3 separate regions of the Homo sapiens genome follow, and regions 1 and 3 are each linked to region 2. A link is a loop called in an ENCODE intact Hi-C map of the cell type or tissue named here. Cell type or tissue: mammary epithelial cell. All regions are shown on one strand.

What was found. A loop is a pair of places that touch in the nucleus more often than their neighbours do. Peaks named below come from ENCODE experiments on the same cell type or tissue, not always from the same donor. Only the 100,000 strongest peaks of a DNase experiment are listed, where the experiment ranks them.
Region 1: it touches region 2 in a loop (11-fold over the local background); 12 of 110 quality-filtered maps call a loop at or near these places.
Region 3: it touches region 2 in a loop (3-fold over the local background); 3 of 110 quality-filtered maps call a loop at or near these places.

Annotation. Positions count from the first base shown.
Region 1 is chr4:153,124,823-153,132,822 of GRCh38, reverse strand. No RefSeq gene overlaps it. Among named protein-coding and RNA genes, the nearest start is that of TRIM2, 76 kb to the left of the region's middle. In mammary epithelial cell, a CTCF peak has its summit at 4,727 (motif pointing right); a DNase peak (open chromatin) is centred at 4,732.
Region 2 is chr4:152,933,121-152,941,120 of GRCh38, reverse strand. FHDC1 (FH2 domain containing 1) reads right to left here and starts at 4,798. Exons shown (of 12, transcript NM_001371116.1): 1 at 4,712-4,798. LOC729870 (a long non-coding RNA gene) reads left to right here and starts at 4,284. Exons shown (of 2, transcript NR_136614.1): 1 at 4,284-4,472; 2 at 5,671-6,605. RefSeq lists silencers at 3,161-3,420, 4,753-4,842. In mammary epithelial cell, no CTCF peak of the experiment used is centred here; DNase peaks (open chromatin) are centred at 3,070, 4,420 and 4,860; H3K4me3 peaks cover 3,081 bases; H3K27ac peaks cover 1,964 bases.
Region 3 is chr4:152,858,053-152,866,052 of GRCh38, reverse strand. It overlaps ARFIP1 (ARF interacting protein 1), which reads right to left. Exons shown (of 9, transcript NM_001025595.3): 3 at 2,339-2,447. Among named protein-coding and RNA genes, the nearest start is that of FHDC1, 74 kb to the left of the region's middle. In mammary epithelial cell, no CTCF peak of the experiment used is centred here; no DNase peak of the experiment used is centred here.

The DNA.
Region 1 (8,000 bases), 190 kb before region 2:
GAGTTTGAGACCAGCCTGGGCAACATGACAAGAACCCATCCCTAAAAAAATTCAAAAAAATTAGCCGGCTTGGTGGTGTGCACCTGTAGTCCCAACTACTTGGGAGGCTGAGGTGGGAGGATTGCTTGAGCCTGGGAGGTGGAGGTTGCAGTAAGCCATGACTGTGCCACTGCACTCCAGCCTGGGCAACAGAGGAAGGCTCTGTCTCAAAAAGAAACAAACAAAAAACATGTACATGAATATTGATAGCAGTGTCATTAATAAAAGCTGAAAAGTGGAAATAATCCTAATGTATATCAACGAATGAATGGGTAGACAAATATTATGTCTATACATGGAATGTTATTTAGCCATAAAAGGTAATAAAGTATTGTTACATGCCATAACATGGATGAACCTTGAAAACATTGTGCTAAAAAGCCAGACACAAAAGACCACATATTGTATGGTTTTATGTATATGAAATGTCTGAATAGACAAATCTATAAAGACAGAAAGTGGATTAGTGGTTGCCTTGAGAGCGGGGAAAGACATAGGTAGTGACTGCTAATTTCTAATTTTTTCTGAGTTCTATCACCGCAGTTTTGAATTTGTCTAATTCTGATTTGTGTTATTTTGTCTTTTGTAATTGTCTTCCCTTAAATAAGAGCTTTTTGATAAAAAAAAATTTACATAGCATACAGTTCACCTACTTAAAGTGTATAATTCAATGGTTTGTTGTGTATTCATAGAGCTATGTCAAAAGGACTCAGAATCCAGTATGAAGAGGTGCCATTGGTCAAATAAGGGACAATTTGAGTGTCAAGAAGCATAATGAATCCATTGATTGAAATCATGAAATATTTTTTAAATTCATGAGTTTACAAGGATATAAATAAATCTCATTGGTCACCTTTAGAGGGCGATGAGGAACCGTTATCATTAACTATTATGTATAACAAACTCCCCCCAAGACGAAGCAGTGTAAACACCCGTTCTATCATGCATATGGATTCTGTATTTCAGGACTTCAGATAGGGCCTGGTGGACCTGGCTCTGTGACATCTGGGACATCAGCTGGAAAGACGAAATGGCTGGGACTGGAGTCATCTGGAGGCCACTTCACTTGCACATTTGGGTCTGGGTTGGGATGACGGAAGCCTGTGCTCAGCTGGGCTGCTATCCAGAGTGCCCATATGCAGCCTTTCTGAGGCAGTGTTCTCAGCGGAGCTGGATTTCTCACAGGGCAGCCACGGGCTCCATGAGCATGTGTCCGAGGAAACAAGGTAGAAGCTGTGTGGCCTTTTATGATGTAGGCATGGAAGTCACAAATTGTCTTTCTTTTTTTTAAACAGAGTCTTGCTCTGTCACCCAGGCTGGAGTGCAGTGGCGCAATCTTGGCTCACTACAATCTCTGCCTCCTGGGTTCAAGCAATTCTCCTGCCTCAGCCTCCTGAGTAGTTGGGATTACAGGTGTCCACCACCACGCCTGGCTAATTTTTGCATTTTTAGTAAAGACAGGGTTTCACCATGTTGGCCAGGCTGGTCTCAAACTCCTGACCTCAGGCGATCTGCCTGCCTCAGCCTCCCAAAGTGCTGGGATTACAGGCAGGAGCCACTGCACCCGGCACAAATTGTCATTTTTAATGCTCTCCTATGCCCCTCCAGATTCAACAAGCGGGATGTAGATCCCATCTCTTGAAGGCAGAAGCGCTGCAGAATTTGCAGTCAAGTTTTACAACCACCACGGGAACACATTCACTTTCTTGAAAACTGGGTAATTAAAGCAAAGAAAATCAAGTTTTTTTTCCTATGTGAACTGTACCGCGGAGAAATCAAATACAGCATGAAGGGCAGAAATGCTTACTAAAAGTATTTTAACTAAAGGATGCAAAATAAATGGTGACATTAGAATATCGTCATTTTGCAGACCACATAAATCTAGCCACTGAGCTAATGAAAGGACACAGCACTACCTAGAATCTTGCCAAAGAGACAACACGAGTCTAGGGATAGAAGAGGAGTCTGACGCAGCCTCTGGCCCCAGCTTCCAAGCTGGCAGGAAAGACAGACAGAGGAACATGTTGAATTGCACCATGAGCCTGCAGTCACCTCAGAGCCAGACTCTGAGATGTTCTACACATCAAATACCCCAGCTTCTTCAGCAGGCAAACTGCAAGGAATGGAGAGAAGCCTATACATTATAATAAACTTAAAAGACATAAGGTAGAAAAATTGGGGGAGGTACAGACTAAACTAAAGTGTCTAGTCAGGCACATTTGGGTCCTAAAACCAAAAAGAAACAGGAAAGTCACTACAGTAAAAGGACAGTGGTTCCTTTTTGGGGAAGGGAGGGAGTTGAGGCTGGAACAGCACAATGGAGCGTTCTGGGGTGACTGGTTCTTTTGGTTACATGGGCGTTCACCTTATTATGACTCATTAAGTTCTACTTTTATTTTGGAAGGTTTCTATATGTTTTATTTTACAATAAAAAGTAAAAGAGGAGCAGAGAAATACAGAAAGAAAGTGATTTTGATGGTGGTGGTGATTGAGGCAGTGGTGGTGATGGCAGTGGTGATGCTATTGGTGGTGGGGGTGGTGGTGGTAGTGATGCTGGTGGTGGTGGTGGGGTGGTAATGGTGGTGGTAGTGATATGGTAGTGGTAGTGGTGGTGGTGATGGTGGTGATGGTAGTGGTGGTGGTGGTGGTGGTAGTGATAGTGATATGGTAGTGGTAGTGGTGGTGGTGATGGTGGTGATGGTAGTGGTGGTGGTGGTGGTGGTAGTGATAGTGATATGGTAGTGGTAGTGGTGGTGGTGATGGTGGTGATGGTAGTGGTGGTGGTGGTGGTGGTAGTGATAGTGATATGGTGGTGATGGTGGTGGTGGGGGTGGTGATGGTGGTAATGGTGATGGTGGTGGTGGTGATGGTGGTGGTGATGGTGTTGATGGTGGTGGTGGGGGTGGTGATGGTGGTGATGGTAGTGGTGGTGGTGGTAGTGATATGGTGGTGATGGTGGTGGTGATGGTGGTGATGGTGGTGGTGGGGGTGGTGATGGTGGTAATGGTGATGGTGGTGTTGGTGATGGTGGTGATGGTAGTGATGGTGGTGGTGATGGTGTTGATGGTGGTGGGGGGGTGGTGATGTTGGTGATGGTGATGGTGGTGGTGAAGGTGGTGGTGATGGTGATGCTGGTGGTGGTAGTGGTGATGGTGGTGGTGGTGATGGTGGTGGTGGTGGTGGGGGTGGTGATGGTGGTAATGGTGATGGTGGTGGTGGTGGTGGTGATGGTGGTGATGGTGGTGGTGATGGTGGTGATGGTGGTGGTGGTGGTGATGGTGGTGATGCTGGTGGTGGTGGTGGTGATGGTGGTGGTGGTGGTGATGGTGGTGGTGGTGATGGTGGTAGTGGTATGGTGGTGGTGATGGTGGTGGTGGTAGTGGTTATGGTGGAGGTAGTGGTATGTTGGTGGTGGTGGTAATGGTGGTGGTGATGCTGATGGTGGTGATGGCAGTGGTGACAGTAGTGGTGGTGGGGGTAATGGTGGCAGTTGTGGTGATGGTGGTAGTGGTGGTGGTGATGGTGGTGGCTAACATTTATTGAACATTTATTAAATGCAAGGCACTGGCCCAGCACCTACCACAGGTTAGCTCATTTAATTCCCCCCACTATTATCCCCCTTTTTCATATAGTGAGACTGAGATTTACAAACTTTAAGTAATCTTCCCAAGGTCTTATGTTACTGAGTGATAGACCAGAAATTTGCTGATGATCCACAAACTGAACAGTCCCACAAGTGAGGTTAAGGGAATGGCAAGGCCATGGGGATTCTATTCCCCTCTTCTCGGCTGAGTGAAAAAAAAAAGTAAATACAGAGTATTTTGCTCTGTAATCTTCAGTCTGGAGAGACTGAAATAAATGTTTCACTTTTGATAAACAGGACTTTAGGGGAGTAGAGAATATTGCTCTAAGCACTTTGTGATAAATTATTGATTTTATTTGGGATTTACATGGAATAATTGATCTTCATGTAGTGATTTTAAAGATCCAGTTATCTTTACTGAAAACAAATGTCCTACACACCTTTGCTATTTATCTTGTTTCTACTCTTTTAAAAGGAAGGCTTTGTTTGTTTGTTTTTTAGGGATAGGGTCTTGCTCTGTTGTCCAAGCTGGGGTGCAGGGGCGCGATCACAGTGCCCTGCAGCCTGGAACTCCCAGGCTCAAGGGACTCTCCCACTTCAGCCTCCTGAGTAGCTGGGACTAGAGAAATGGCCGCCATGCCTGGCTAATTTTTGTATTTTTTGTACAGACAGGGTCTCTCTATGTTACCCAGGCTGGTCTGGAACTCTTGGGCTCAAGCGATCCTTCTGCCTCAGCCTCCCAAAGTGCTTGGATTACAGGTGAGAGCCATTGCGCCAGGCCAGGAAGCCGTTTAAATCATATAAATTCAAAAATAATTCAAATAGAGAAAGAAAATAAATCGTTAGATTTTTAAAATGAAATTTTGGCTATAAAAGAAATACCTTTTTAAGAAACACGATTAAAAGAATATATTCTCTGGTCTCTCCAAATCACACTGAAAATCCCAAAGCAAGCTGTTTAATCTTCTAACATAAAAGCAGGCCCTTTGAATGCAGGGAACATGTCATAATTTCTTTTGTGTTCTCTACCAAGAACATTCAAATTCAGGGCCCGCTTGATAACCAGACCAATGCTTTACAGAATTTGCAATTAGTGGATTGTCCAGAAGAGGGCGCGCGTTGCCCATGTTACTCAAAGGCGCCGCCAGACCCGGCCGAAGCTGAGTAGCTAAGAACAAAAGATGCACATTCCTCTCTGAGGACAGAACAAAAGGGTGGATTTTAAAAAGCAAAAGAAACGCAACATTTAACGCTGCCTCCCATAATCTCCACGAACACCCTACAACTCAGCCACAGCTGGTCACAGGCAGGCTGAATATTACATTGTAAAAAACAAACTGGAAAGCAGCTGTTTTTAAAACAGATATCGTTTGCTTGGTGTAATTCCATCCGGGTAATGCCTATTTATTCAACAGTCAATTCTGCCTGAGTTGTGTTTTCCCGTTATGAGATACAGGTGGGCATCGCTGAATCCAAAACCAGTACATAGTAGAGACAAAAGTATAGATGCTCCATTTTGTAAGATCGTGGTGGGACACTGCATTCCCCCAAATAATGCCTCGTATTCTCACCCCTCACTTTGTTTGCTCTCATTACCAGTGAAAAACGCATCTCATCCACATGAATAGCTCCACTCAAATGATAATGCTTTTTTTTTTTTTTTCTGAGACAGAGTCTTACTCTGTAGCCCAGGCTGGAGTACAGTGGCGCAATCTCGGCTGCACTGCAACCTCCGTCTCCCGGGTTCAGGCGATTCTCCTGCCTCAGCCTCGCGAGTGCTGAGATTACAAGCGCGCACCACCACGCCCAGCTAAGTTTTTGTATTTTTACTAGAGATGGGGTTGCTCCATGTTGGCCAGGATGGTCTCGAACTCCTGACCTCAAGTGATCTGCCTACCTCAGCCTCCCAAAGTGCTGGGATTACAGGCGTGAGCCATGGCGCCTGGCCTGATAAAGCTTTTTAAAACTTAGTTATAGCCACTTTCATGGTCAGCTTTTAAGAAAGCAGTAAATATTCCTCAGCAAAGGCAAAGATAGCAATATCTCAGAGCAGGCAACTCAAAGCAAACACACAAAAGGAAAACCCAGCCCCCTTGTTTACTTACGGGTCTTCAAGCTCCTAATATTGACATGAGTTTCTGAGGTCTCCTGTGCATTTTCTTTTCTACAGCAAACAACAGGGCTTTTAACCTATAAAGAGGTAGATCTGGCTGCCCCAGAAAGGTGGGTTAACTGTCCCCCAACAGACTAAAGGAGAGTGAACGGTGCTGAAGAGCAACAGGCAAGAAGTCTTAGGAAAATAAGCTCCTCTGCATGAGTTATAGTGAGGCATTAGCGAATTTGGGGCAAAGACCCAGAACGGGAAACAGCCATCAGATTCGTGTGTGAGAAGTATTCAGCCACAGCTTTTTCTTAGGGTCTGTTTGAAAGTATTACATTTAACTTCAGCATGCCTTTCCAAAAGGTATATTTAGAAGCAATTAGGTTAAAAGCTTTGAGCTCCTTGGAGTTCTATCTATACAGATATCTACTGGCCTAGGGGACCTTAAGGTATTGAATTAAATGAGTCTCCCCAGCCTTTTTGTTGAGACAGGGTCTAGCTCTGTCACCCAGGCTGGAGTGCAGTGATGCATGATCATGGTTTGCTGCAGCTTCGAATTTCTGGGCTCAAGTGATCCTCCTACTTCAGCCTCCCGAATAGCTGGGACTACAAATGCGAGACACCATGCCCAGCTAATTTTTAAATTTTTTGTAGATATGGGGGTTTTGCCATGTTGCTCAGACTGGTATAAAACTCCTGGGCTCCAGTGAACTTCCCACCTCGGCCTCCCAAAGCATTGGGATTATAAGTATGAGTCACCACTCCTGGCCAAGTCTCCTTTTAAGATGCAAGAGTCTCCATATATAAAGAAAGCAGCTAGACTTGGAGCACGCAAGCTTTAAGGCATTTAGAAAAGATCAGGTGCACCTCAGTATGAGGGCTACTAAGGAGTTGAGAGCTGTTGCTCTCAGCAGTCATTTTCCCTATGGGGCAGATTGCTCAGGTAGGAGCCCTCTGAAGGTGTGAGACAGGACTCAGGTGTGAGACAGGACTCAGGTGTATCTCTGCCTGCCCACACCCAGGAGGGTCTCCACGAGCAAAATCAGGGGACAGGCAAATGAGAGAGCCCTCCCCAGCATGCCTTCCCCACACCTGCTGCCTGGCTCGCTGAGCTGTCTTGACTGCCTACTTTTGGCTTAGGAAACCAGGCTGAGGCCTAGGCAGCCTACAGACCCTCTGCAGACCCTCTGCAGACCCAAGCCCTATTCAGCCCAAGCTCACCCTTCCCTCTGATCACATCTTCCCTTGGTGCCATTTTTAACTTCAACTCCAGTTACTTCCTGCTCGTTTTCAAGTGTGGGAGTTTTGATCCTGGGGCCTTAAGGATGGACCCTTAAGGGGGCTGAAATGCTCTAAAGTCATCTGCAAAATGTGTGGTTATAAATATGTTTCCTTTGTCCTGAGAGGTGACCCTTTGCTTTCACCAGATTCTCAAAGGAATTTACAGCCACCAAAAGGCCGTAGAAACCAATCCAGGGGGACTGTGAATGAACCGAGGTTGGAGACACTGCACTGTGTCAGCGTTAAGCCACAGCTGTCAAGTCGTGACAGGCAGAAGAGTCTAAGGAGCTCACTGGGCCAGGTACCATGGCTCACGCCTCTAATCCCAGCACTTTGGGAGGCTGAGGTGGGCAGATCACCTGAGGCCAGGAGTTCGAGACCAGCCTGGCCAGCATGGTAGAAATCCTGTCTCTACTAAACTACTAAAACTACAAAAATTAGTTGAGTGTGGTGGCGGGTGCCTGTAATCCCAGCTGCTTGGGAGGCTGAGGTGGGAGGATCGCTTGAGCCCAGGAGGTGGAGGCTGCAGTGAGTCAAGATCGCCTCACTGCACTCCAGCCTGGGTGACAGAGTAAGACTCCGTCTCAAGAAGAAGACGAAAAAAAGAGCTTGCCAGATCCTTCCCTAGCATTTAGATGACATATAGGGACCTTGGAGATCACCTAATCCAAACCCTTTATTGTATAAATAAGGAAACTGAGTCTCAAAGTCACACAGGGCAGGTGTCAGGACCAGCATCTGAATCTCCTCTCAACCCTGCTTCTTGTAATATCACTCATGAGGGTCAAGTTCTTCTAGTTCTGATCCTGGAAATTGTGGGAAGATGTTGCAGGAGAGAGACGAGTTGCATATCTATAGAGTTGTTGTAGAGTAGACTTTATAGAGTTCATGTAAGCAGCATATCATTAGGAGTGTGGAGTCTGGAACCTGAGTTTGCATGTTGACTCTGCCTCTTACTACGTGACCTTAGGGAAGCCATCTCGCCCTATGCACCCA
Region 2 (8,000 bases):
TAATTGGATACTTTAAAAAATCATTTTCACCACTTTTAAGTGTGCAATTTAGTGGCATTAAGTACATTCACAGTGTTGTGCAGCCATCACCACCAAATAATTTTTAAATAAGTAAAATAGAAAATATTTTTCCAAGCTGACATACAGCTCACTTGAGATGTAACTGGCTTCTAGAAAGAGTTTTCATAATTATCATTAGGGGCATAACTAGGCTGTTTTCATAGTTGGCACCCTTAAAGCAAATGACTCATTGTCAATTACAGTTTATAGTTATATCTGAACTCTTCTTTTTCAAGACTGTGCAGGTAATTTTGGCAGTTTATCCTTACATATTTTAAAATACTTCTGTACATAAAATATCTCATGTATAGAAGAGCTGTTAATCCTCCAATTTACCTCCAATTCCAGATATGCTGACTTATTTATAGATTATCCCTGTTAAGAATGGTGATAAGCTCAAAAAGTCTCCAATCTAGAAAGCAGTAACTCATTCAGTGCTGTATATGGACAGATGCGCCACTAAACCTCACAATGCAAATACAGAGATACTGACAAAGACTAAGGAAGACTATATACTCCAAGGTTATGCAACCTCACTGTCTCCTAACAACAAAGCCAGAAAGGTGCGTGTTTTAGTACTGTGCTTTGCACAGAGGAAGTACCAGATAAACGACTGTCAAAGTAAAAAGTGACACTTGTTAGCTCTGCATTGGGATGATTCTAACCAATGCCCCATGTAAAAGAATGTTATTTTTAAAAGTTAAAGGAAACAAAAGAAAATGTACAACAGTGTCCCTGGTATGCTGTCTGATTAATTTCTTCCAAGGGTAACACACAAGGATCCTAGCCCCCCAACGGCTTCTAATGAATAGGTTCGCCAGCAATGATTAGCCAAGACGCTAATGCTTTTACTACCTTTACTCCAATAGGGTTTCCCCCTGGGCCAGGATGTCCAATGTGAAAGAGGTGGCAGGAAAAGTGGAGTACAGACAGAATTCTAACCCTTTCCACAGCCACATGGAAATTAAAATAGAGAATACACAAAAGAACGATGGATTTGCTGCAGTACTGCCCGCAGTAGAGATGCAAACACACACTCTCCAGGTACGCTAGGAGAACGCAGGTGATGCTGCAGCCCTAACAGACCACATTGGCTGCCTGTTTCTCACAGCTGACAACTGCCAGTAGGGACAATGGGATTAGCCCCCACTCTGTCTGGAAAATGCTAAGTAGTCCCATCAATCTGCCCCTGGGCAGACAGAGACAGGCCTGTATGTAAGATCTCAGCTACAGGTTGGAAACCTCAGCAACAGGATGAGGTAGCTGCTAAGGCTGACAAGTGCCCAGCTCTGAGTAAAATGCAGAGCTGTCATGGCTGGGCTCTGAAGATGGGAATGTCTCCTCAAGTCCCCTGAGTGCTACTCATGACCCATCAGAGTTGTGTTTGAGTGATGGACTCTCCCAAGGAGGCTGTAGCTCAGTTGAGCATCTTTCAACTATGTGAAATTTCAATAAGGCGATGCTGTGATCACGTACTTAACTTTTAGTTAATTGGCAGACAAAAAATCTTAGAACGTTCGTTAAGGGTCTTCAAAGCTGCCCCTGGCCCCCTCCTAAGCTCTCCTGCCTAAACAGCCCGCTGTACTTTTTCCTTGGTGTCAGAAACACCCCTAGAAGTTCTAGTCTCGGCCAGGCGCGGTGGCTCACGCCTGTAATCCCAGCACTTTGGGAAGCCGAGGTGGGCAGATCACGAGGTCAGGAGATCAAGACTATCCTGTCCAACATGGTGAAACCCGTCTCTACTAAAATACACACACACATAAACACACACTCAAACACACACACTGAAACACACACACTCAAACACACACACACAGTAGCTGGGCGTGGTGGCGCGCCTGTAGTCCCAGCTACTTGGGAGGCTGAGGCAGGAGAATCGCTTGAATCAGGGAGTCGGAGGTTGCAGTGAGCCGAGATTACGCCACAGCACTCCAGCGTGGCGACAGAGCCAGACTCCGTCGCAACAACAAAACAACAATAACCAAAAAAAAGACGTTCTAGTCTCTTGAAGGGAGCCAAGAAAAAAGAGTATATAGGCTTCATCTCACAGTGTATTTAAGGGGAGAGCATGTTCCTGGCCGTCAGTTTGGAGCTCAGGGCTTTCCTGAACGAGGACCAGTGGTCCTGGTGCTCAGAATGAGTGGTTCTGCACCAGTGGTCCTGGTGCTCAGAATGAGTGGTTCTGCACCAGCGGTCCTGGTGCTCAGAATGAGTGGTTCTGCACCAGTGGTTCTGGTGCTCAGAATGAGGGTCTTGGTGCTCAGCTGGTCACTCACTCCTTTGGTCAACAATAATCAAAAGGAACATCAAGGAAAACCTGCCAGAAAACCTTTCTCCTTGACTCCTGGCATGTGCCACAGAAGAGGTGGGGGCAGGAAGGGCTGGCCCACATGCTTCTGATGACAAACCAGGGTAGAACAAGCCGAGTTTGGAGAGCAGAGGTAGAGAAACACACAGCCCTATTTTATTGTATTTGGGAGAGAAGAAAAGGATGGGGAAAGTACGGACAATTCTAAACTATGGAATTTTTACTCCCACTCCACTAATTCGGGAAAAGGCTCCTCCACCACCACTTATCTTTCAAAAGCTTTCTTGATTATTAAACACAGAATGTCAGTCGGTACAATTACGCAGTCGGGCCAGAGCCGGACCGTCCAGCTCTTCTGTGAGTTCCGTCTGCCTGTGCTCCAGGCAGTAGTGAAAGAACCCAGGACAACGCGTTCCCAGTAAGCGCCTTCAATCTGCAGCACAATGTAAATATTCATAGGCGCCCGAGACCAACACCCGAGAGCAGAGGAAAAACGCCTGTATTTGAATGTTCATTTTCAGTTTCTCTCACTGTCCCAAAACCAAGAAAAAAAAAAAAAAAAGCACATGCGTGCCAAAGGATGCTCTAGAGAGAGGGAAGGGAGCGCCGGCTGCTCCTTCCAGGAAGACAACTGTGGGTCAGTTGAAGGGGGTCACAGACGGCCGAATCCCGGAGGTCGTTTCTGTCCACACGGAAGTTTGAAAACCGACCATTAAGTCCGGAAGAAATTCGGCCTGGGGGGTCCTGGGACACCACTTCTTTCAAGTTTGGATACGTAGTAGTTCACCAGCTCTCTGCGTTAGACAGCTGTCCGCAGCCTCCTTACATCCCCAACCCGGCACCCCGGTCCCCGCCCGAGCCACTCACCAACAAGCCACCGGCTCAGCCGCCACCGGCTGGGCCGCGAATCCCCGGGGAGCCGCGCTGGGGTCAGCAAACTGAACGCGAGTGGGCGGCCCACGGGCCGCGCGGAGCCCCAGCTGCGTCCTTATCAGCGCCGGGCAGAAGGGCGTCGCGGCGCGAGGGTGGGGCGCCGGTGCGCGCTGAGATCGACGCCCACACGCGCCGCGCCAGCTCTGCGGCGGGGAGAGAAGCCGCGGCCTGCGGGGCGGGGACTGCGGGGCGGGCGCCCAGCGCGGGCGTTGCACGACCCTCGGCCTTCCGCAGCGCCGACCGCTCTCCCGTCCGGCGGCTGCAGCTGCTGGGTCGGCCGCCGCACCCGCTCGCCCATTCCCGGCCCCTCCAGTTGGAGGGGGTCTCGGCCCCGCCCCCCTCCCCGAGGGGCCCACGCTGGAAAGCCCACGCTCCCCACGCCACGCCCCCCAGGGCGCCAGCCCCTCTGCGGGGGTTTAGCACGCTGCGCCCAGAAGTTGGGTGGGAGACGGCTAACTAGGGGAGGTGTCCGTGTGAATGAAACGAAAGGGGGGGTCTTCCGGCTCGCAGACACCGGGTCTGCGGCGGCCGCGCGCTCCCAACCCACCCGGAGCCTCCGCCGCGACATCTTCCCACGTCCCCCATCCAGGTCGCAGGCGCGGGGGAAAAGCCTCACGGCCGCACTGCGGCTCTGCCAAAAGGGAGCCGGGTCGAGCCGCTGAGAAAAACAGAGGGGAGACTCCTGGCGTTTGAAACCGGTCAGAACCCGCTCTCCAAGAGCTGGGGACACCCCTTGTTTGGAGGCTGATCCCCAGCCCACCCGCTTCCTCCCCCTCCCCACACTCCTGCAGGCGCGGGGCGCAACTTGCAATCCGAACTTCGCGCGGCCGGAGCAAGTTTGTCGGGGCGAGAAGCGCCTGGTCCTCGGTCCGCACCACCGCACTAGGTCCCCGCCACCGCCCCACCACTGTGTCAGGGGCCAGGCGTGGCCCCCGGCTGGCTAGGGAACCGAGCGCGGCGCCGCGGCTGCGCATTCCGTGCGGGACGCCGCTGTCTCCCAAGGGTCGGGATAAACTAGGGGGCGGTTGATCTGAAAGTCTTAGCCACGACTAATAGTCAACCGCCCAGGTGCGACCCGCAGCAGCCTTGGCGATGCAGCTCGTTCTCCAGACGCGGGTCCACACCGGCGCGTCCTCGCCTCCAGGGACCGATCGCTGTTCTCCGTGGCCGGGTAAGGGCGGCCGCCAAAGTCACCGGGGTGGATGTGGAGGGAACTGGAACCTCCTCTCCAGCTTTCCCGGTGAGGCTCGGAGGAAGCCGAGACCCGGCACCCATCAGCCGCGCTTCTCGGCGCCTCAGCCTCGGGTCCCGGACAACACCCCAACCCTGACCCTCCCGAGCGGCGGGGCTCCAGCTCCCCGTGTCCCGCGCCGCGGTCGCCCCCGCCTCGGCCGCCCGACCCGCACTCACCCGCGGCCAGCGCGCCCCCGCTCCCGGCGCGCAGACCGCTGCAGCCTCCCGCCGTTGTGTCGGCGTAGCCGCCTCCTCCCGGTCACTGCAGGCCCAGCCAACCCTGAGCGCGAGGGGGCAGGGCGGGGCGGGGCGCAGCGGCAGCCTCAGGTAACAAAGCTGCGGCCTCGCTGCTCCTGGCCGGCCGGGAAGGGCAGCGCGCCCTTTCCTGCTCCGCCCCTCCCTCGCCTCCCCTTCCACCCTACGCGCGCCACCGTCACCGCCACGCGCTCACCTTCACCTGCGCGGGGCCCCGGGGGAGACGCCTCGGGGCACACTGCTTCCCGCACCCGAAGGCTGGTGCGGGGCTAGGCCGGGGGCCACCGAGAGAAGTAGGGGCGGCAGGAGACGGAGATAGCTGGGCTGCCCAGAAGAGCCAGGTGTCCTCGGGGAACGGGCGAGAGGAGGCGCCAAGCTGGCTTCTGAACCTGCAAGTGCCTTTCACAAAGGAGCCTTTGCGACAGCCTCCCAGGCACCCTCTCTTGTGCACACGGGCGCGCACACACTCTTATATACACGCGCGCACACACACACACACACCCGCACACGCCCCCCGACGCACGCGCCAGACCACCCTCTGCCCCAACACTTGCTTCTCCCTGGAGAGCTAGCAGCACTTGGGCGAACTGACCTGTCCCAACCCCTACAGCTGAAACCTGGCTGCGCTAGAGCTTCGCAAAGGTCAGCTCCTCCCTGGGGCCTGCCAAGCTGTAAATTTGTTACCGTTTTTTATTTTGTTTTTGTTTTTAATTCTCAATGATGATGGTAACAGAAACCTTTAGGTTGTATTAAAGCGTAAAAAGACCCCTCAAAAATTTTGCCAGGCCTCATCGAATGAACGCACGCTGTCTGGGAAAGGCACACTCCTCACAGAAAGAAACAGGGGAATCGATTTAATCACATTTTTTTTTTCTTCAAAGTGACTTGGGGCGCCAGTGAGAAGCAAGTAGTCAAAGAAAACATCCCGGGCAAACCGGCTGACCGAAAATCCACTGTCGGGGTAGGGAGGCGCCCTCTACGGGGATGAAGTCATCGCTACCTTTGACTCTTTGATCCTAGATAACCGACCAAGACGTTTCCAGCCTAATGCCTGACGCCTTTTGCTTCCTCCATCCTGGTCCTCAGTCCCTGAACTCCCAGGACAGAATTCCTGACCTCCTTGGTCAAGCCTTGGATCGAGAAAGAGAAACTATTAGTGTAAACAAACCAATCAACCCCAAAACCAAAACTGTGCCTGCCAATAGCCCATTTCTTGGCCATTGATGGTGCATGAAGAGAAATGGATCCAATTAAGAAAATCTTAAAATCTTAAGGAATAAGAAAATGTAATAAAGAGAAAGACAATGTCATGCTCAGGGAGCTAATATGAATCCCAAAGGAATATTGACTGTTCAGGCTCAAGTTAAATTACAGCAGATCGAAAGTGAGGAGTTGAGTGGCATCTTCTTTTCTCTTACTGTCGACCTTGTTAAATGGGGAGTCCACACCCCTTGCCTACTCCTCCCTCCTCAACCCCGTGACAGTGGGCCTCCCCCCAACTGTATTGAGCATGCACTCTAAAACAGTTACTTTTTGAGAAGTCAAGTCTGGTGACCCATTCTCAGCCCCTCATCCCTTTGATCTCCTTGGCAGCATCCTACCCTAAGGCCTTCTCTATGCTTCTCTGGACTTCTCTGCTGACCCTTCTCTTCCTTTGAGGACAGTAACAAGGTTTTTCCAACTCTCGATCTCCCAGTATCCCAAAGAAATACCTTCTGATTTCAAACTGAACCCATCCAGATGTCGTGGGACCTGAAGCTTGTATAACTCCTGGGGGAACTTCTTAAAGGAAAGCAATAAAAACTTACAAACATAATACTAGACATGTATCCTTGGAAGGGCCCAGGGAAAATGAGGGGCTTGGAAATTTGAGCTTCAAGGTATATCTCCGGGTTTCTCTTCAATGTCAGGGACTCTTGAATCCATATTATCGTTGTAAAATTTCAAGTCCAAATAAAAATATCCAAAAATCAACTCATCTTTCCCTCAAAACTAGTACTCTTCCCACACCCACCACCTCCCCCTCTTTACCTAAGACCTGGTTTTTCTGTTTGAAATCCTAGCTTTTCCTTTGCTTGTCTCTCTTAAATTCTTTAAAATTCAAGTATTTGCTAAATTTGCTGCTCTTTCCCAAGTAACCTGTTTTATTTTTCACATGCACCATCACTGCAGTAACCCCAAGTAGTGGAAGAGGGAACAAGTATTTATCTGCTGTTGGCCACATATCAGGCACCACACTTAATTCTCACCATGATCCTATAAGCATTCTGATTTCCTAGCTTAGAGAAGTTAAATTGGATACCTACATCCACTACCTTGGTGTTCTTTCTGCTTCTCTCTTCTTCCTAAATCCATCCCAAAACTGCTGTCAGGTCACTGTTTTTAAAAGTCTGATTTCATCACACTACCTACCTCTTCAAAACCTTCTGCAGATTCCCATGTGCTCCTACAGGAAGAAGGCAGCATTCTTCAGTCTGACAATCCGGCAGCATCCTACGTTTATCTCCCACAATTGGATGCGTCCCATTTCACTCAAGCAGTGGGACGTACTGCCCCTGAATATGTCATGCTTATTTTGACTTTTTTTTTTTTTTTTTTTTTTGAGACGGGGTCTCACTGTCGCCAGGCTGGAATGCAGTGGAGCGATCTCAGCTCACTGCAACCTCTGCCTCCCAGGTTCAAGCGATTCTCCTGCCTCAGCCTCCCAAGTAGCTGGGATTACAAGCATGCACCACCACACCTGGCTAATTTTTGTATTTTTAGTAGAGATAGGGTTTCACCATGTTGGCCAGAATGGTCTCAATCTCCTGACCTTGTGATCCACCCGCCTCAGCCTCCCAGAGTGCTGGGATTACATATGTAAGCCACCACGCCTGGCCTACTTTGACTCTTATTTTTCAAATTGTACATAGGATGTGGTCAAAAAGTGCTTGAATGAAGCATGGCGCAACTCTTCAATAGAGTTCATATCTTGATGGATTGGATCTAAAGCTGCAAAATCTAGAAGACAATTTATTCTTCATCTATTAATATGCTGATTGTCCATCTGTATCCCCCAAATGTGCCAACCAGCCTTTAAATAAGGCTGGAAAGGCTCCTGAAGCCCAGTGTGCCCAAAGTCTGCCCAGCTACTGGCATTCGTGGCTTGGAGGTGGCGCTGCTGCCACTGCAGGCCTCTTGAGCAGTGGGCAGTGTGACCAGCTCTCACTTT
Region 3 (8,000 bases), 75 kb after region 2:
ATCTCAAGTACCCAGGGACACAAACACTGCGGAAGGCCGCAGGGTCCTCTGCCTAGGAAAACCAGAGACCTTTGTTCACTTGTTTATCTGCTGACCTTCCCTCCACTATTGTCCTATGACCCTGCCAAATCCCCCTCTGCGAGAAACACCCAAGAATGATCAATTAAAAAATATATATATTTAAAATATCTTAATAGTAAAATTAGTTTTTTATTCTATGTTGACATTTAAATTTTAGAATTGGTGATTAGTCAAAAAATGGTACCAAATTATGCAAAGTAAGCCTTACGTTTTTCAGCACTCTTAGTTTTAGGTACTCAGTCAGCCCTTCCAAATTCAAAATTATCCCTGATATAAGAATGCCATGATGCTTCAGAATGACTACTAAGACACTGACGTGATTGCTCCCTTTATTTTTCTAAACATAAGTATGAAAAGAGAAAAAAATGATGTCAGTAGACAGTCCATTCATTTCACAGCCTAAAGGAGAGGATATTATACTGGATTATCCTAAACGTCTATTTCCAGGACCCATATAGCAGAGAATATACTTCAAAATCTAAACTGTTCTTTAAATAAAGTATTGGCCAACTGTACAATAAAAAATACAGCATACGGCCAGGCACAGTGGCTCATGCCTGTAATCCCAGCACTTTGGGAGGCCCAGGCAGGAGGACTGCCTGAGCTCAGGAGTTGGAGACCAGCCTGGCCAACATAGTGAAACCCCGTCTCTACTAAAAATATAAAAATTAGCCCGGCATGGTGGCAGGCGCCTGTAATCCCAACTACTTGGGATGTCGAGGCAGGAGAATCACTTGAACTCGGGGGCAGAGGTTGCAGTGAGCCAAGATCATGCCACTGCACTCCAGCCTGGGCAACAGAGTGAGACTACATCTTTAAAAAAAAAAAATACAGAATACTAATATCTGCATGAGGGCTATGGTTTACAAAGGCATGGACATAATTGTTTCTTCATTTTGTAAAATGTAATGCAGCATTAAAATTAATATGTGCTTAATTGAACTGAACATAAACTGTAGCTACTACTTTACAGTACTGTCCAGAAAATCTATTTCCCACATCTAAATGTTTACACGGCTTTACTTTCACTCGAGTAAAAAAAAAAAAAAAAAAAAAAAGTTTAAAAAAGTTATCACAAGTAAAAGCATTAAGAAAGGAGCCAATATTTTTCTATTAAAAATAGACATAGATATGAGATGTGTGCAGAAAAGAGTTAACACAGCAGGTCTAACTGCTATCCTTAAAAAGGCTGGCATGCGGCAACTTGAATTTTGGGAGGATTTCCTCCATTGCCAGAATGATTACGAGTGCCTCACTGTGCTTAAGCTGTTTACCTGCAATGTGGCTTATGCTGCTTACCTGCTTTCCTTCTGGAAGTCTAGAATCTTGGTATGTAACAGATGGAGAAACCTATGTGATCAGCCCCCAGTAAAAATCCCAAGCATGGAGTTTCAAATGAGCTTCCCTAGTTAGCAAAATTTCACCTATGTTGTCAGTCTCACTGCTGGAGGAATTAAGCAATTCCTGTGTGATTAAGCTGGGAGAAGACTCTTGGAAGCTTATGCCTAGTTTTCCTCAGACTTAGCTTATGCACTTTTTGCCTTTACTGATCGTGCTTGCTACTCTCATTACAATAAATCATAGCCATGAGTGTCACTATGTAAGTCCTGTGAATTCTCCTAGCAAATTGCTGATTTGGTTAAAAGAATGCTTAAAGAATATTAATTTGGCAGACATGTAAGAACAGCTTGGAAGAGTCAGAAACTGAGGCAAGATCAATCATAAGATACCACTATATCTCAGGTATTCAACAGCTACAGTTTAGGATAGAGAGGTGGTCAAAAGTATGGAGAGAAGGGAGGAAATTTAGGAATAATTAAGAGTAATTAAAATACAAACTTTTAATGAGTGTGGTCTTGGAGACCTCCTATATAACGTAAAAAGTTCATTTTTCTATTTGCTTTGAAATAAGAAATATGTATTTATAAAAATCAACATTGATTTATAAATTTCATGGTTACAAGTTAAAATAATCTACATCTACATTTCTGACATAATTTTTGTTTTTATTTCAGTATTTTATAACCTATTCTTAAATAATAACCAGTGATATCATGTACATTGATCTGTTTATATAAAGGAGACTACTCAAATAATTCTATTACTTAAATTGAAGAGAAAAAGGAATACATTTATAATCAATGTTTTATCACAGAATGAAAGGGCTCCATTCTTGTGCTTTATTAATAAAGGTAGCATTTGGTGAACTTCTCCCATCCTCTATCCCAGCCATCTTTACAAATATATGGGCTCTTACCTTGAAATGCTCCTGCTTCAATAACACCCTCTTTGGTATTGTCAAAGCCATGAGATGTAATTTGGGTTTCTGAGAGACCAAGTCCAGATGGTAATGAATGCTTCAAATCCTTAGCAAGATTTAAATAAAAGAAAAAACTTTGTAAAAAAATCCCACATGACGTAACAGTTCAGAATAATTGTATCCTTTTAATCAAATCTTAGATTATTTTTCTCTCTGCTATGCGGTATTCCCTTATGCTATCATGGCATTCTATAATGATGTATAATCAGCAGCAAATACAGCAAGATTTGTATTAAGTGGTATTGTGTACATCACATACAATACACTTTCATCATTCTGGAATTAAGCAGCAGGCAGATATTAAAATTCAATGTAAAAATTTTAATCTTACTGATACATCAGAAAAATTATTTTAATGAGCAAAATTAAGATCATTCAATTTCCATGTCTAATATGTAAAAGCTGACTGACACCTAATATAATCACAATGAGCCTGGCTAATGCACAGTATAAACAAATCATTCACTTGCCATGTTAATTTCCCTTCCATTTCAAGAGGGCTTCTCTGACTTCAATCAGGGTGAGGTAAGCAAAAATTACTTAGATTTACATTGCACAATGATAATAGTTAACCTAACTGCAAATTAGCCTATAACAGAACCTTATTATAATAAAAATAATATTCAACACTGGGTCTTAAGAGCTTAAAAAGTATAAAAAGTCAAGAAGCACAATGTTCTTTAAAAGGCACAATCCTAGTTAAGTATATTCTAAGTTTTTTTTCCCAGAACTTTGTAAATTAAATCTCAGGGCTTAAGTAATGATTAGGCAAAAAGGCCAAGTAAAACTGTAAAATCACCAAGAAGTAAAGCTGAGGCTACAGTCTGCTGGCTTCAAGTGATGCAACAATTATGAATAATGTAGACTTAAATCTGGCCTATCCACATGACTAGAACTTCAGAGAAATCAAACTGAAATGAAGGCATTAAATCTACAATAAAATCACTTTTCTATTTACCTTTATTAAATTTTCATGGGAATTTCAGGGCTATGACAAGTTAAAAGTAAACACAGCTAGTAAGCTAAATTTTTAGACTGATCGTAGTTTAAGATAGCAGATTTTAGATCATAAATATATATAACTACTGTTATATATTTTTTCTAAACCATTACACCTTTTCTTGATGTACTGGTACAAGTATAGAGCCTATAGCAGGGGTCCAGGATATTTCTCCAAAGATAGTTATCCTTTTTTTTTTTTTAAACCTAGGACAAAACATACACATCTTAATCAGGTGAAGGCAATATGCAATCAAAGAGGAAAGTATACAACAATTTATAATGTAGTTAAGAATTCAGAAGAGGAAATGATCAGTGTGCATTCAATAGAAGAAAAAGTCTTAATGGAAGAGATGGATTCTAAGCTGCATCAGTGACCAACATGGATGATATGGAACGCTGGAGGGATGGAATAGGGTTAGGAAGGGTTCATCTTCAACCTAGTAGAAAAACTTTCAGGGAAGAGGGTGGGTAGCACTGGGCAGTCATTATCATATTATTGGGATAGCATGGAGGCCAGCAACTAGGCTACCATGGCCAACGTCGCTAAAGGTCTATGTTGAGAGATAGCGGTAAATGAATTAGAAAATTTTGAGTAACGGGTTTACTTGATTTGGTTAAAGCATTGCTTAAAGAATATTAATTTGGTAGACATGTAAGAACAGCTTGGAAGAGTTAGAAACTGAGGCAAGATTAATCATAAGATACCACCGTATCTCAAGTATTCAACAGCTAAAGTTTAGGATGGAGAGGTGACCAAAAGAACAGACAGAAGGGATGAAATTTAGAATAATTAAGAGTAATTAAAATACAAACTTTTAATGAAAATTCAAGGTATAGCCATACATTAAATATAACAATGAAGTGGTATAGCTAAGATAATATATACTACTGAAATAAGAAGCCCTTTCAGAAGTTAATTTCCATAATCATGAACCAAAATGCAAAGGGATTATTAAATCACTAGCCAAGAAGATTTAATCTTAAACAATTATATCTACTCTGCTACTGAAGTAAAAATATTGTAGGACAAGTTAAGTGACATGTTGTATAATATAACTTGAAAACACCCTATTTTGGAATGTTTGCTGAAGAAGTTTCCATCTGGATTCTAATGTTCTAAATGTACTCCTTAAATGTACTTGATGTTTTTCTTGACCAATGTATAAGCAACCCTTAATTACCTTTTTTTCCTTAAGTTTTTCACTGTTTTCAATGAGGAACTTACTAACTTATACAACGTCATAGAAATACAGTAAGGATAACTTGGTTCATCATCTCTATACTTCTGAGAAAAGGTATATGCTGCAAATGAAAATAGGTGGCTATAAAGAATAGAAACAAAACAGTTCCTAAAGATGAATAGAATCTTCTAGGTGCTAGGCCATGGAGTCATGCTTTTCTCTACTTTGCATCATCTTTGGAGGACTCTCTGGGACTATATTACGATTAGGTACCCAGGCCCAGAGCATGCTGAATCTCTATCACTAAACTTCTTTAGTTAACCATGAACATTTATTAGAATCTGTGATTTTAAATTAAGTACACAGGATTTAATATAATTTCCATTCTGAAAGGTCAAGTTTTACATTGCTTAAAACTATTCTTAGATATTTTTACTAAAGCATTTTAAAAACTGAAGTATAAAAAAGCCAATTTGGTTCAATTAAATTAAAAATAGTTTTTAAAATTCCCTCCAGATCCTAACACCTAAGAATGGAAAAGCAAACACCCATATACTTACCTTCTACTGTCTATTAACAACATTTGTAGGCTGTCTATGAAATCTAAAAATCTACCCTGTCATAAGTATCTTTGCTTAGTTTTAGCCATTTTAGTTTTATCCATTCAATCTTAAATCTCCAATTTTGCAGCTTGGTTTCCTTTTTCTAGCTAAACAAATATCTGTCCAGTTAGTGACTAATTTATTATTGGAAATAAATTAAACGGAGGGGATTGTGTCTGGGAATGGCTCCTTTATCCTGTAGTTCTCAAACCTGGGATTTCATCACACTGGCAGTGAGATGTGTGTAAAGTGATTTGTTACTAATAGTAGTTGAAAGCAAAACACTTATCAACTTCAGTGTGTAAAGTATTTATATTACGGTAGGTTCAAGGTAATCTCTGTGACTCTTTTGTTGCATTTTAGTATGCTTTTTGGACTGAGAGATACAGGGTGGAGTTTCAGAAGGCAAACAAAATTGTTTAGCACTTTGGACATCAGTGAAAATGTCTGAGAACTGGCTCTGATTTCAAATGCATCCATTATTTCAAAAAAATAATACCTAGCAATCATTTGATGAGGCAGTTTGATATAATGGATGCAATGTGGGCTCTGAAGTCAGCTCAGATATACCTGAGTTTGAATCCTGGCTTCAGTCACTTAATGGCTGCATAACCCCAGGCAAATAGTCTGAATTGCTGAGATTCTTCACTGTAACATGATAATGTTAAGGGATAATTATTCTTACTTCATAGACAACATACAAAAAGTACACTACAACATCTGGTACTTCAAGTATTAATGTCTTTCTCCTTCATCCCAATTTTTAAATAGAACTCTTCTGGAGACTAGAAGTTGGAATGATGAAAGATTATTTTCTTATATGTAAAACTGACCATTATATCTAAGAATGTATTTTCATATTACTTAGGATGAGTGATTTTTATTTTTTGAGTGACAAAGTCATGAAATTATAAGTATTTCCACCCTTATTATACTTACAACCCCATCTTAATTATATTAGAGCATGCCTAGATGGGAAACTAACCATATAATTAACTTCTGATATCCAGTGACTTTAAACAGGGCAACTAGATAGAATTTACAAGTCGGAGAGATCTGTTTTAAAATTTATAAAACGACACCTTTAGTAGAAATAGAGTTTCTGAGTAAGAGACCAAAAACTGTGGGAAAAAAGACATGCTTTAAAGGGAAGGTGATGAGTTTGATACAAAAAGTAAGGAATATACAGAGTACAAACCAAAAAATGCAAGAAAAGCCCAGCTGGAAGATCATTAAAAATAAGTACCTTCAGTAGGGATAGGAATGTTTTCATAAACAAAGAAAGGCTGCTAAAGAGAATTTGAAAGATAAACTGGTCTTTGAAACAGTCATTGGAACACTTGTGAAAATCCTCAAAAGACTACAAGCTTGGGTATTCTGAAGAACATCACTCTATATTCAATAAATGAGGCATCTGAGGAATTCTAGACCTCAAGACATGATTGGTTACCTACTGTACATAAAATCCAAATCAAACTCTTTCTTTCAAAGAGATAAACTGGTCAGGCATGATGTGATGGCTCACACCTGTAATCCCAGCACTTTGGGAGGTTGAGACAAGAGGATCGCTTGAGCTCGGGAATTTGAGACTAGCCTAGGCAACATGGCAAAACCCCAACTCTAAAAAAATACAAAAATTCAGCTGGGCATGGTGGCATGAGCCTATAGTCCTAGCTACTTGGAAGGGTGAGGTGGAAGGATGGCTTGAGCCCAGGCGACGGAGGCTGCAGTGAGCCAATTGGTGCGACTGCCCTGTAGACTGGGCAGCAGAGCCAGATCCTGCCTCAAACAAAAACAAAAACAAAAAACAAAAAAGAGAGATAAACTAGTATGTCTCTTATAAAGGAAAAGAAAAATATTGGTCTTGGGTCTCAAATGGGTCTCTCAAAACGTTAGATTTCCTACTAAAAGTCTTTTTACCATCTGGTTTGGATATGAGGTTTGGATCAGAGATTTACAGCGCTTGCTCCTTTAAAGATAACATACAACATAGCAATCCCCTCCAACCCCCACAAAAGAAATCCCTATTCCCCTTACCTTGTTCTATTTTTCTCATAGCAATGACCACTAAGTGATATATTATGTGTATATTTGTTTATTTTTGTGTCCCCTCACTATACTATACATCATGACAGCAGGGTTGTTGCCTATTTTGTTTACTGCTATATACCCAGCACCTGAAATAGTACCTGAGATATAGGGGGATCAAATAAATATTTGAATAGATAAATAATGAATTTGTTGAATGAACTAAAGGATTTATGATTCAATGCCATGTAGATTAAGAAGCTGCAATAATAACGGGTTTATTTTGAAATATAATTTAATGTATATTTGCTTATTCTTACATTAGACTTTTTGGTCAGAGAAAGAGATAAGGTACACTCCTTGCCATCTCATTGGAGACAAGATAGACATTAACATAAAAATTGAACATGGTGCCAAAGTAAAAACACTAAGTATCAGAAGAATTCAGAATAGACTAAGTCCATAAAAAACAAAATAGGAAGGAAGGAAGTACTGCCTGAGCTATGGAACATAAATTATTTATTTACTTATTTTATTTTACTTTTTTGAGATAAGGTCTGGCTCTATCACCCAGGCTGGAGTGCAGTGGTGTGATCTGGGCCCACTGTAACCTCCACCCCCTGGGCTCGAGCCATCCACCCACCTCAGCCTCCCGAGTAGCTGGGATTACAGACATGCACCACCACGCCCAGCTAATTTTTGTATTTTTAGTAGAGATGGAGTTTCGCCATGTTGCCCCAGCTGGTCTCAAACTCATGAACTCAAGTGATTCGCCCGTCTCAGCCT